2 separate regions of the Homo sapiens genome follow, and region 1 is linked to region 2. Evidence: chromatin contacts called from ENCODE Hi-C or POLR2A ChIA-PET data. All regions are on one chromosome and are shown on one strand. The core of a region is the stretch at or near the end of the contact, and the rest is flanking DNA. Distances in the headings are between cores, read along the strand shown.

Region 1 (6,326 bases), core at 1,162-3,661, 90 kb before region 2:
GTGTGAAAATAAATTGAGAACACAAAATGGCCACTACCATTTCTTCTACTCAGTGGTAGGCTGATTTACAGACTCACACAGGATGAGAGCATTCAAATGAAGGCATTTGGCAGAGAAAGACTGGAACATGGAGCAGAAGAGATTTGGAAATAGAGTCGTTTCCATCACGCAAATCTTCATTTTATCACAGGTTTGTGGGACCAGGGCAAGAATTCAAACAACAATTCACATACCATGTATCTAAATATTTAAAAGCTATAAGTCAAGATAAGAAATTATTCAATAAAACCTGTCTTCTTCTCCTGTCTTCACAAATGAACCTCCATAACATTCTGGAAGGCCAGGTATGACTTTAGAATCCTCAGACTCTTCAGACCAGAATGCAGCAGCAGAAGGAAAGGCAGCCCCGCTCAGGGCCTGCCTGCCGTTTGTTCCAACCCTCAGCCAGGGCCCCTTCTCAAGTGCACATGCTTGACACCAGCCTGCACCTCCGGGTTCTGCCCACTGCCCAGTCCCAAGCAGCTATCCCTTGGCCACTGGCTGCACAGGCTACCTTGAGAGGGTGGACCATGGAAACAGGCCCACCCAGAACCTGGAAGTGGGCTTGGGCCATTCGGGCAGAGATTCTGGGGTCCTGAGTATGGAGCATGGGCTGGAAGGGGTGGGTGTGGGCATAGACTCTGTCTGGGCATCACCCTCAGCCCTGAGGACCCCCTCGCCCCAGGGACAAAGGGAGGCCTGCGGGGAAGGGATCTCCAAAGGGCAGGGCTTGCCTGGTCTCAGAGTGGTACTGGGTCACTTTGTCACACTGACTGGGCAGGCTTGTCCATAAAGTGAATTGAGAATAACTGGAAGCTTTTTTGAGAGTTTTCCCTATTCCATCTGGGATCTAAAGATTGCCCCTGGATTACTGACGATGCGAGAGGGATTTCTTTAGCCATGACTCTATGTTGGGGGAGATTCAGCACTAAGTACATTTCTCTTCATCTCTGGAAACAAATCCAAACTATAAAACCAAAACCAAAATAGAACAACGAAAAACAAATCCCTCTTCCTTCCCTTGACACACTCAGCCCATTTCTCTGTCGGTTTCCTTCAGCTCTGACACCCTCCAATCAGGCTCTCTCCCATCGTTCTTCTGCCTTTCCGTGCTCACTTTCCTCCCCCCGCCCTTCTTCCCTGGCTCCTGTCTTAATCCCTGCCATAGCGACAGGGAAAAAAACAACATAACACTGGGGCAGATGAGAGCTGAGTTTCAGAGCCCTACTGAGGAGCGCAGGCTAGCGGGGAACCAGGAGTTTCCATAACGAAACTGACAAGAGGAAAACCTTGAAATCTTGGAGGAGTAATGAGGAAAACCTTGGGGTTAGAGAAAGAAGAGGCCTTCCAAAAGCCCAGAGGAGGCCGAGATAAAAAGAACAAGGAAGGGCCAGGCGCAGTGGCTCACGCCTGTAATCTCAGCACTTTGGTAGGCCGAGGTGGGTGGATCATGAGGTCAGGAGTTTGAGACCAGCCTGGCCAACATGGCAAAACCCCATCTCTACTAAAAATACAGAAATTATCTGGGCGTGGTGGCATGCGCCTGTAGTCCCAGCTACTCAGGAGGCTGAGGCAGGAGAATCACTTGAACCTGGGAGGCGGAAGTTGCAATGAGATGAGATCATGCTGCTGCACTCCAGCCTGGGTGACAGAGTGAGACTCCATCTCAAAAAAACAAAAACAAAAAAGAACAAGGAGGAAGGGCTTTGGAAAGTTGGTAAAAGGTTAATCTATTTGCCCTCCATGCCACTTAGCCCCTGACCATCCCAAAACACAGAAGTCAACATCCTTGGGATGAATTATGAGCAGAGGGAGAAATTCCAGGGCAGGGGAGCAGACATCAGGAAAACTGAGATCCTTCTTCTGAAAGGACATAAAAAGTTAATATTTTTGTAAATTGGAACCCAAGCATTTCAGGCCTGGTGGGATGATAAGGGGTTAAAGCTTCCACGGAGCAAACCTAAAGTAGCTTGGAAGGGTGTGGCCCCCAATTTGATTTATTTTAGAAGCATGGAAAGCCAATGAATGTGCTTCTGGCCACAAGACAGGACAGGTGAGAAAAAAGAAAGGAAAGAGGCCTGGTTTGTGTTTCCTGGAAAGGGAGTGTCGTTACAGCTCTCCTGGGGAGCACACACACGCCTCTCGTAAATGTATATGAGCCCTGATTAGTTGGCTCCTGCTCACCACCCTAGCATGTTCCCAGTGGCTGGCTCCCTGGCGTTCTGGCACTCAGGGCTGCCAACACCTGCCAACAACAAGGAAGCTGGGTATTGGGGCTGCAGCTTTTGGAAGCTGCTTATGAAACAGATGACTAAGCCCTGGGGGCAGGGGGAGGGTGCAGCTCATGCCTAGCTCAGCGAGAACTCAATCCAAGTCAGCCTTGACCCGGTGCCAACCATGTGCCAGGCTAGTCCCTGGGGATGTGAAGATGACGAGGCATGGTCCCTGCTCCAAAGGACCAGGCATGCCCATAAAGAATTGTAATCAGAGGCATGAATCTGCAGAAGAGGAGAATACAGGGTTTGGCAGTGGACATGATTTCCCAGGGGGACAGTGATAGAGGCAAAAGAAGGGGGAAGGGGAGTTTCTCCATTCATGTAGTCAGGCTAAGAGTTTTAGCCTCTTCCTAAAGCACACACCCTCTTCCTCATGCCCTCTTAATCCAGTTAGTCTGGCTTCTGTCACCCAAGTGGCTCTCAGACTCTTTCCTCTTCTCCTGTCTTGGCTCAGGTCCTCATTTCTGGCTTTGGCCCAGGCTCTTTGCACTCAGCACTGCAGACAACTTCCTACAATTCAGGTCCAGTGGGCTTGCCCCCCTCCTTGAAGCTGTCTATTGTTTCCCATTGCCCCAGAATAAAAGCTAAGCCCCAAGGTCCTTCACATTGCAGCCCCAAGCTGCCTAAAGCCGAGGGCTCAAGGAGGCTTCAGTGTAGGTTTGACTCAATAGCACCACAATGTCATCAAAACCCCTTCTTCTTCTTGGTGTTTTCCTCTCTGCCCTCCATGGTGTTGTCTTCATGCTCAGGCAGGCTTTTCTCATGGTGAGAAAACGGCTGCCACAATTCCTGTTTTCACACCTATGCTCCATGCTGTATAGAAGGAGAAAGGGAGAGAGCTTCTTTCCCTGAACCTGCCAGCAAAGTCTTCTCCAGTCTCTCAGGTCAGAATTGGGTCATTTGCCCATCTGCAGGCAAGAAGGGATTTTGCTGATTAGTCTATACTGGGGCTATTTACCCCAAGCCTAGGCCAGGGTGGAGTCGACTTCCTCCAAAAAATATGGGAAGTGTAGGGAGGGTGGATACCCCAAGGAAAATGGGGTAGTTACTGAGAGAGAATGGATGCTGAAGAGGCCACCCTTCCAGCATCTCCTCCCGACAAGCCCCACCCAGCTACTTCTTTTTCCCAAACACGTCATGTTCTTTGGTGTCTCCCAAGCCTTTGCACATGCCTTCCCTTCACCTGGGATGGCTTTTCATTCCTCTTGCTCAGTGAATGCCTACTCATTTCTCAAATGCTTGCCCATCACTTTCCCTATTCTTTAGATACTGCAGTCAACTTAAGGACAGGTTCTTATTCACTCCTAGCATAATGCAATACCTGGCAAAAAGTAGGTGCTCAATAAATGTTTATCAAGTTAATGAACACTGCTGATGAGACAATAGCAAATCCCAAGTTCACAACAAAGAGCTAGTATGTCTTCAAAATCTCTTCCCAACATCTAAAATGTAACAAATATAAGTAGAATTGTAGTGTATAAAGCTAGGATGGGTTCAGGTAAAGAAATGTTGAGGGGCCAGAGTTTGTCCAAGCATCTCTAGCATCATCCCAGAAAAAGGGCTCCCTCCCAGGCTGGCAGGAATGTTTTAGTTCTCCTGGCAGGTTTGTAGGTCCTGAAATGGAAAGGGACCTATCAGGCTCTCATAGTCCGATCCATTAATCTTCTAACCATTTAGACTAGCCTACTGGGAAGAGATTGAAATGGTCAGCCAACTCAGGCACTCTCATCTGGCTGACAATTATAGTCTTACTGTTCTTGAATAACTTGGCCTTCTGGTTTACCAGAGAATCTGCATTTCATTAGCATGGTTTGGTCTCTGAGACCAACACTATCAGTTGCTTCCTCGCTATTTTCTTCCTTAGTCACAGAATCCCTGAATTTTAGCCAGCGACTTGGTCACCTAGAACACAGAGTACATTTCTCAGCCTCCCTTGCAGCTAGATAGGGCCATATGACTAAATCCCGACAAATGGATGTAAATAAAAGTAATATGTGTGTAACTTTTTGGAAGTGCCATGAAAAGGTGGTAGTGTGTCCTTCTTCCCTTTTCCTTTTCTGCAGGCTGGAAGGTGGTCGCACTGGCTGGAGCTGGAGCAGTCATCTTGGACTGTTGTGGAATTTGGAAATATAGCCCATGCATGGTGGACCAACAGATAGAAGGAACTTGGGTTAAATATTGCACAAAGAGCCATATCAGTAGCCCTCAAGACCTACCTAAGCATTTACATAAGAGAAATGCATTTCTCTCTCTCTCTCTCTCTTTTTTTTTTTTTTTTTTTTTTAGAGATGACGTCTCGCTTGTCTCTTAAAGTTGGGCAACATAACAAGATACCATTTCTAAAAAAAAAAATTAGCTGGCACAGTGATGTGTACCCATAGTCCAAGGTACTTGGGAGACTGAGGTGGGAGGATCACCTGAAGCCAGGAGGTTGAGGCTGCAATGAGCTATGATCACGCCACTGTACTCCAGCCTGGGCAACAGAGCAAGACTCTGTCTCTCTTAAAAAAATTATATTAATTACATGTTGAAATAATAATGGTTTAGCTATATTGGGTTAACATATGCTTTTTACTTTTTAAAATGTTACTACTAGAAAATTTTAAGTTACATTTATGGCTCACACTATATTTCTGTTGGACAGTGCTTCCCTGGGCCTTGTCCCCTCTGTCTGAACTGATAATATCAGATTACTGAGCCATGTAAAGCTGAGAGATGATTAGAAACTGAGCTCACACTCACCCACCAAGGTCTAGACTCTAACTCTGCCTCTGGCTCTGTCTGTCTGTCTGTCTGTCTTTTGCTCACTGGAATCTCTCACCTTATTTGTTAAATTACCTTATCTGCAACCAGAATAGGTATAAAGCTCAGCACAGAGCATGGGTCAGCCCAGAAGGAATGAGAACAGGAATCAGGAGGTGCTCAGGAAGTCTGAAAGGAATGTCTCTGGGATCCAGGCTTCAGTACCTAGCTAAGGCAGCAGACCACCCACAGGTACATGATCACTTTTATCAGCAGCAGAGAACCACATTTCAGCCATACCAAGCCTTCTTGAAAGGCTTCAGAGAGGGGTTTTGTATTTGGACCTCCAGGAGAAATACAATACATACACTTTCAAATTGTCCATTGATCTGAAGGAGAAAAAGGAGAATGTCCACCTGCTTGGGGTGCAGTTCTCCGTGAAGATTTTCCGATAGGGCTGTGTTAACCCATGCCTTAGTCAGCAGAAGCCATCTTGAACTTGTTCAGGCAATACCAAAGAAAGCTTCCTGGAAGAATCCTGGGATATCCATGGAAGCCAGGGCCAGCAGGCTTTCTCCAGGAATAGAAGCCCAAGAACTGGAAAGGCACTGGGAACCAGGCAGTATCTCTGCATTTTGAATCTGCAGCTCTGTTTTTTTCTCCTCTCTGCAAACCAAGCTGCTTTTCTTCTCAGTCCCCCAACCTCACCCCACCTACACACTCACACATGCACTTTCTTTCTTTTTTTTTTTTTTTTAAGACAGAGTCTTGCTCTGTCGCCCAGGCTGGAATGTGGAGTGCAGTGGCGCCATCTTGGCTGACTGCAACCTCTGCCTCCTGGGTTCAAGCAATTCTCGTGCCTCAGCTTCCTAAGGAGCTGGGACTCAGGCACGCGCCACCAAGCCTGGCTAATTTTTTTGTATTTTTAGTAGAGACGGGGTTTCGCCATATTGGCCAGACTGATCTCTAACTCCTGGGCTCAAGTGATCCACCCACCTCGGCCTCCCAAAGTGCTGGGATTACAGGTGCGAGCCACTGTGCCTGGCCCAACACTTCCTCATTTGTATCTCTTCCACTCAGGGCACCATATCAAACCAACTGGCTATCTCTTGGTCATCAAAATTCTAATAATCTGATTGACCAAGCCTTGGGCAACTGTTCACCTTGGTTTATGGAAACCAGGTGGCAAGGTCACATACTTTACACAGGCTGTCGGAGACTCATCTCTTTGGGTGACTTCCCATGCTACCTATGAGCTGGGTGGGTAGC
Region 2 (6,436 bases), core at 1,419-3,918:
TCTGCTAATACACACCCATGATGCTCATTGTTCTTCCCCATTGCATGTCATTGTGACATCATGCAATGCCATGATAAGGCGATTTACCAATTGCACATTCTAATTGCTCTCAGAGCATAATATTCATTAGCAATTTTCTTTCATAAGCTTCTTAGCAATAATGTTTCCTCCAATGCAGTATAGCATTCAAAGGTGGAACTTTGGAGTCAGATGAACTTGGGTTGAAATCCTGACATTACTACTTACCAGCTTTGTGACTTGAGGCAAGCTGCTAAACTTCTCTAGCTATAACATTATTCTCATTTTATCAATCAGGAAACAAAGAACCAGAAAGACCAAATCAGTAATCGTGAGTCTCATATTGTTATCTATAAAAAAGCTGCACCTTGCAAGGAATGAAAAGATAAGGTGTGTACCACATTTAAATTGGTGCTTGCCACATGCTAATATATGCTAATAAAACATTTTGTAATGATAAAAGTGATGGTAGTGATGAATGGCTTATTTCTTTATTTTATTTTATTTGAGTCGGAGTCTCACTCTGTTGCCCAGGCTGGAGTGCAGTGGTGTGATCTCAGCTCACTGCAACCTCCGCCTCCCAGGTTCAAGTGATTCTCCTGCCTCAGCCACCCGAGTAGCTGGGATTACAGGCATCCACCACCACACCCAGCTAATTTTTGTATTTTCAGTAGAGACAGGGTTTCACCGTGTTGGCCAGGCTGGTCTCGAACTCCTGGCCTCAAGTGACCTGCTTGCCTCAGCCTCCCAAGGTGCTGGGATTACAGGCGTGAGCCACTGCACCCGGCCAATGGCTTATTTCTTTAAATAGAAAAAAGAAATGCATTGAATAAATCATTGACAGTTAATGGGACTCTCTGGTGATGAACCTGGGTTCTACCCATGCCTGGAGGCTCCAGGTCCCATAAGCTTCCACCCAGCATTGTGTTGTAACTGTACCATTTCCCTTCATGAAATTTGAGAGGTGATGTTTTGACATTATTTCATTTTGTTTCATTTCCTCTTGATGGGTGGGCTTAACCTGTTTCTCAATTTAGGCAGAGCAAAAGGGAGAAGTATTTTAAATTGCCATGATAGTCCAAGTTGGTCTTACCTTCAGGCCCCTGAGCACGAGCCCAAAATTCTCTCCAACTCTCCTACGGTATTTGGGTATTTTCCAATTCCTAGAAATGCCAGATATAAATAACCCTTTCCTTAGTTTCCTCCAAAACTCTCCCTTTCTCCTTTCCTTTTGCCTCTTGGCATTTGGGTACCATAACAATGAATTTTGAAATAATACTTTAATCACATTTTATATTCTTGGCCAGGCTCAGTGGCTCATGCCTATAATCCCAACATTTTGGGAGGCCCCATCTCAAATTAAAAAAAAAAAATTACATTCTTATGGTGCATTTCTGTTCACTAAATGCATTCATATCCACTCTTCACAGTTGGCAGTAAGGAAGATAGTGTAAGTTCCATTTGATGGATGATACAGCTGAGGTTCAAAGAGGTGAACCCACGTGCCCTCGATGCTGGCCTTCAAGCCAACACCATTTCCTGCTGCAGCAAGAAGACAGTCTTTACTGACAGACACATTTATTTTTATTATGGTAAAATATACATAACAAAGTTTACTGTTTGAAACTTTTAAAGTCTACAGTTGAGTGGCATTAAGTACATTCGCATTGTTGTGCAACTCTCATCACCATCATCTCCAGAATGTTTCATCTTCCCAAATTGAAACTTCATACTCATTAAATACTCACTCCCCATTTTCCCCTCCCCTCGGCCTCTGGCAATCACCCCTCTACTTTCTGTCTGTTTGAATTTGACTACTCTAGGAAGCTCACATGAGTAGAATCATAAGCTATTTTTCCTTCTGTGTGATAGACACTTTTGCAGCAAGATTTCTGGAGGAAGATGCCAAGATTCTTTCTTCCACTGCATTTGTTTTGGCTCATATTGCCCGTTGGCCAGAAAGAGTGTCTATATCCTAAAGCGGCCCACCTTCAGGGACCTGAACACCATTCAGGCACAGAGTCGGGCTTTGATAGACAAGCCCTGCAAAGCAGATGTTTTCTAACATTTTGCATTGACTGTTGTTCATTCTTCTTGTCTTGCAGGTAATTACTTGAGTTGTCATTATCAGAGTAGAAAAAAAAATGCTCCTGGAGAAGAATATAAGGTATTTCCGTGTTCCACCGCTGAGGTTCCCAAAGCCCTCTCTCTCCTCCATTGGCGTGTGTGTGTGTGTGTGTGTGTGTGTGTGTGTGTGTGTGTGGTTTGGGGGAGTTTTTTATTTTAAAACACTCTGTGATTTACTTCAATTCATCTTTTGCCCAGAAAGCCAACACAGCTGCAAATCCGTTCTGCCCAGAAAGCCTTCTAGCCTTCCCAGAGGCCTCTTTGCCTGTTCAGTGGACACTTCCGTCCCTCTCAGGCCGGCTTCTCCCAGCCCACTGCCCCCCGGGCTGCCTGCCCAGCTCCTGAGAGAAGGCACTGCTCCCTGGAAGTGGCCGAGCCTTCTCTATGGATTTCTGTAACTTGGAGAAGCGCAGGCTCCCCTGGGGCACCCCTGCTCCTCCTCCCCTCCTTGGGCTTCCCCCTCAGAAAGCTGGCTCTGCTGCCCGCTGGTAAACGGACTGGCTGTCACCATGGCAACAGCCTGGCCTGGAGCCGGATGACGCCAGACCTGACTCCCCTTCCCAACCTCACCCAACTCTGTTTGTTTGGGCTCCAGCTGCTTTTGTTGGGCTTTGTTTTGCTTGTCAGTTTGAAACAGCTCCTTTGCTGATTGGCTGCAGGGGGCTGAGATCCGAATCCCTGGGATACTGAGAAGTCCTGCTCCCTGCCCGGGCAGGGTTTCCTGGCACTTTGGAGTATTTCCCCCATCACAGTAACAAGGCCTAAAGAAGCCCTGTTTGATGAACACACACTTGCCCTTTAGGCAAGGCAGAGCCCATAGAGAGACTGAGCATCAGATAATCTGTGAAATGCCCCAATCTGCACACCCAACAAGAACCCTATCACTAAACCATGTTGGCTTCCCGAATGCCACACTTGTGACTAAAGGCCAGCCTGTTACTTGATAAAACGAAAGAAGCATACCATGTCAGAGAGCAGTCCAGGTGTGTAGAAACATCAAAAATAAATAAATCCAGGAAGAAAAACAAACAAGTATGTGGATGTTAAGGAACAGCTTTAGGTGAATGTGGTGACAGACATCCAAGTAATGTTCACCTCAAATTTTGGGGTGGTTTTGCTGCTTTTATTCGGATAACTGTAGAAGCAAGAATCCAGAATATTTGTGACTAATTTGAAAACATGGCGTCTACCCTTTTGCTATTTCATCGGGTTTTTATCTCCCAAATAATCAATTTTAATAATTTGCTTGGTCCTCGATAATCCTGAATTTACTCCCAGGACTATCAGGGAACAAGCAAGTTATTGCTGTGCTTAAAATTTTTGTTTTGTTTTGTTTCACTCTGTCGCCCAGGCTGGAGTGCAGTGACGCGATCTCGGCCCGCTGCAACCTCCGCCTTCTCCCTCAGCCTCCCAAGTAGCTGGGATTACAGGCACCCGCCACCACGCCCAGCTAATTTTTGTATTTCTGGTAGAGATGTTGGCCAGGCTGGTCTCAAACTCCTGGCCTCAATGGATCCGCCCACCTCGGCCTCCCAGAGTTGGGATTACAGGCATGAGCCACCGCACCCAGCCATCTGCTTTGAGATACAAAAAAGATGTTTCTGGCCTGGCGCGGTGGCTCACGCCTGTAATCCTAGCACTTTGGGAGGCCGAGGCAGGCGGATTGCCTGAGCTCAGGAATTCAAGACCAGCCTGGGCAACATGGTGAAACCCCATGTCTACTAAAATACAAAAGAAATTAGCTGGGCGTGGCGGCGTGCACCTGTAGTCCTAGCTACTCAGTAGGCTAAGGAAGGAGAATTGCTTGAACTCGGGAGGCAGAGGCTCATGCCACTGCATTCCAGCACTCCAGCCTGGATGACAGAGCAAGACTCTGTCTCTCAAAAAAAAAAAAAAAAAAAAAAAAAAGATGTTTCTTGTGCATCAACCTTTGAAGCTGTGTAACAGCAGCCTCAGCTCCTCATCTGTAAAATGGGGATAAATAATACCAACAGCCAGGTTATAAAGGGCTTAGCTCAATTTGCATACTTACTGAGCTACTATCATCAGCAACTCCCACCTATGCCTTTTTTCTGATGATCCCGACACTTTTCATAAGAACTGCATCATAGGCCGGGTGCGGTGGCTCATGTCTCTAATCCCAGCACTTTGGGAGGCCAAGGCGGGTGGATCACCTGAGGTCAGGAGTTCAAGACCAGCCTGGCCAACATGACAAAATCCCATCTCTACTAAAAATACAAAAATTAGCCGGGTGTGGTGGTGGGCACCGATAATCCCAGCTACTTGGGAGGCTGAGGCAGAAGAATCACTTGAACCCCAGGGGGCAGAGGTTGCAGTGAGCTGAGATCGTACCACTTCACTCCAGCCTGGGCAAAAGAGCAAAACTCTGAAAAAAGAAAAAGAAAGAAAGAAGGAAAGAAGGAAAAGAAAAGAAAGGAAAAGAAAGGAAAGGAAAGGAGAAAGAAAGAGAGAGATCGCATCATTGCCGGGCACAGTAGCTCATGTCTGTAATCCCAGCATTTTGGGAGGCCAAGGCAGGCAGATTACCTGAGGTTGGGAGTTCAAGACCAGCCTGACCAACATGCAGAAACCCCGTCTCTACTAAAAATACAAAATTATCCAGGCATGATGGCGCATGCCTGTAATCCCAGCTACTCAAGAGGCTGAGGGAGGAGAATTGCTTGAACCCAGGAGGTGGAGGTTGCAGGGAGCCAAGATTGTGCCATTGCACTCCAGCCTGGGCAACATGAGCAAAACTCCATCTCAAAAAAAAATAAAAAATAAAAAATAAAGAATCACATCATTGAGTCAGTTAACACATATTTATTAAACACTCTAATGGGTCAGCACTGTGCTAGGCACTAGGGATAAAATGATAGGCAAGAAAGACACAATCCCTACCCTTTGGGAGCCTCTGGACTAGTAAGGGAGACAGACAATGGTCAAATAACCACACAAAATGTAAAATTACTTCTGTGCCATGTGAGTGAAGCCATCTCAGACCCCCCAGACCAGTTCATCCTGCCGCTGAATACCACGGAGGATCTCAGTCATTGCTGTAATCAGCAGAAAAATTCCCAGCCAAGTCCTGCCTTCATCCCTGATCTGCAGAATCATGAGCTATAGGAAATCAGTGGCTCTTTTAAGCCTCTCCAAAGTAAAAATAATTGCATCTCTCTTAGGTGCCTAAAGCATTAAGAGGACAATTTTTAAAAAGAGGAAATAAACTGCATTTTAGTCCTTTTTTCTAGTTAGGAAACCAGGGCTGAGGTAGGTTTAGATATAAGAATGCAATGATTTGACCTGCTAAATCCTAAAGCCTAAAGTGAATTCCATCTGCCATCCTGCAGAAACATCCTGGCGGTTTCCTTCAAACCTTGTTTTGCTGAAGAGCGCCCTCTTCTGGCTCGGGACCCTTCTCCAGCCACGCTGCCTCCTGCGGCTGCAGCTTTTGGGATTGTAGGCTATGGCGTCCATTCCTCCACCAAACCTGTACTGAGCACTGAGGCCCTGACAATACAGCCGGAATCAGACACCGGCTCCCCCACCTGTGGGGCTGACAATCATTTGAACTGAGTCTCTGAGATTGCAGGGCAAGCACCGTGACTCTCATTTAACAAAGAAGGAACTGAGACAGGGAAGGTGGCTAAAACTTTGCTATGTTATTGATGATTTACCGCTGGATTTTAGGGCTTAGGGAGACAAAGAACCTTCCACTGAACATTAGATTGGGCCCACGTTTCTCACTCTCCAAAACCCACCCTGCCGGTCACCCTCGGTTCCAGACCTCAAGTCCCTTCCATCTTGGGAAGTCTCCTCATGACGCTCCAATGTGCCGTTCTTATTGTCACCTCCGCACTTCCCAAATACCTTTCCATGCCACCTGCCACTTCATCTCTGTAATGACTCTTCTCCAAAGCCCACCCTCAGCTTCCCTCTTCCCTAAGATCTTGTAGCGCCCACTGGAGGGTCCCCTGGTGTCCCTCATACTATGGACTGTAATATACATTTAGAAACAATGTATGGAAGCATTTGGAAAAATATACCTCTTTGTATATGCTGGCCATGGAGGGCAGAGAGTAGTTCCTATCTGACAGGGCTGTTCTTTAACTTAAATGATGAGTTTGAAGCACTTGGCACACAGTAAACACTCAGCACATGATACATATTGTTTAACATGTTCAGTGTGGTTACCTGCTTAAAAAACAGATGGTCCTCATAGCATCTAGTGTCATCTTGCACACATCATAAAGAGACAGAACCCTGCCACCGTGTGGAGAGCAGGGCTCAC

The links. Hi-C counts contacts between places; a loop is a spot of excess contacts on that map. ChIA-PET counts read pairs that join two places held with the same protein, here RNA polymerase II (POLR2A). Pooled maps may share reads with other maps.
Region 1: a loop to region 2 is called in a map of ascending aorta, with 9 times the contacts of the local background. The contact joins two enhancer-like sites. A Hi-C loop is called at or near these places in 10 of 168 maps with a recorded cell type or tissue (PC-9, ascending aorta, body of pancreas and 4 more) and 14 of 50 pooled maps. POLR2A ChIA-PET finds 5 or more read pairs at or near these places in 9 of 52 experiments (MCF 10A, OCI-LY7, SK-N-SH and 4 more).

What each region holds. Positions count from the first base shown.
Region 1 is chr14:75,396,461-75,402,786 of GRCh38, reverse strand. No RefSeq gene overlaps it. Among named protein-coding and RNA genes, the nearest start is that of JDP2-AS1, 28 kb to the left of the region's middle. Within about 2 kb of position 2,411, at least 26 of the 41 ENCODE cell types and tissues checked have a DNase peak (open chromatin) inside an H3K27ac peak, as active enhancers do; they include ascending aorta, body of pancreas, gastrocnemius medialis and 1 more, where a contact is called at or near this core.
Region 2 is chr14:75,307,088-75,313,523 of GRCh38, reverse strand. No RefSeq gene overlaps it. Among named protein-coding and RNA genes, the nearest start is that of LINC01220, 16 kb to the right of the region's middle. Within about 2 kb of position 2,668, at least 26 of the 41 ENCODE cell types and tissues checked have a DNase peak (open chromatin) inside an H3K27ac peak, as active enhancers do; they include ascending aorta, body of pancreas, gastrocnemius medialis and 1 more, where a contact is called at or near this core.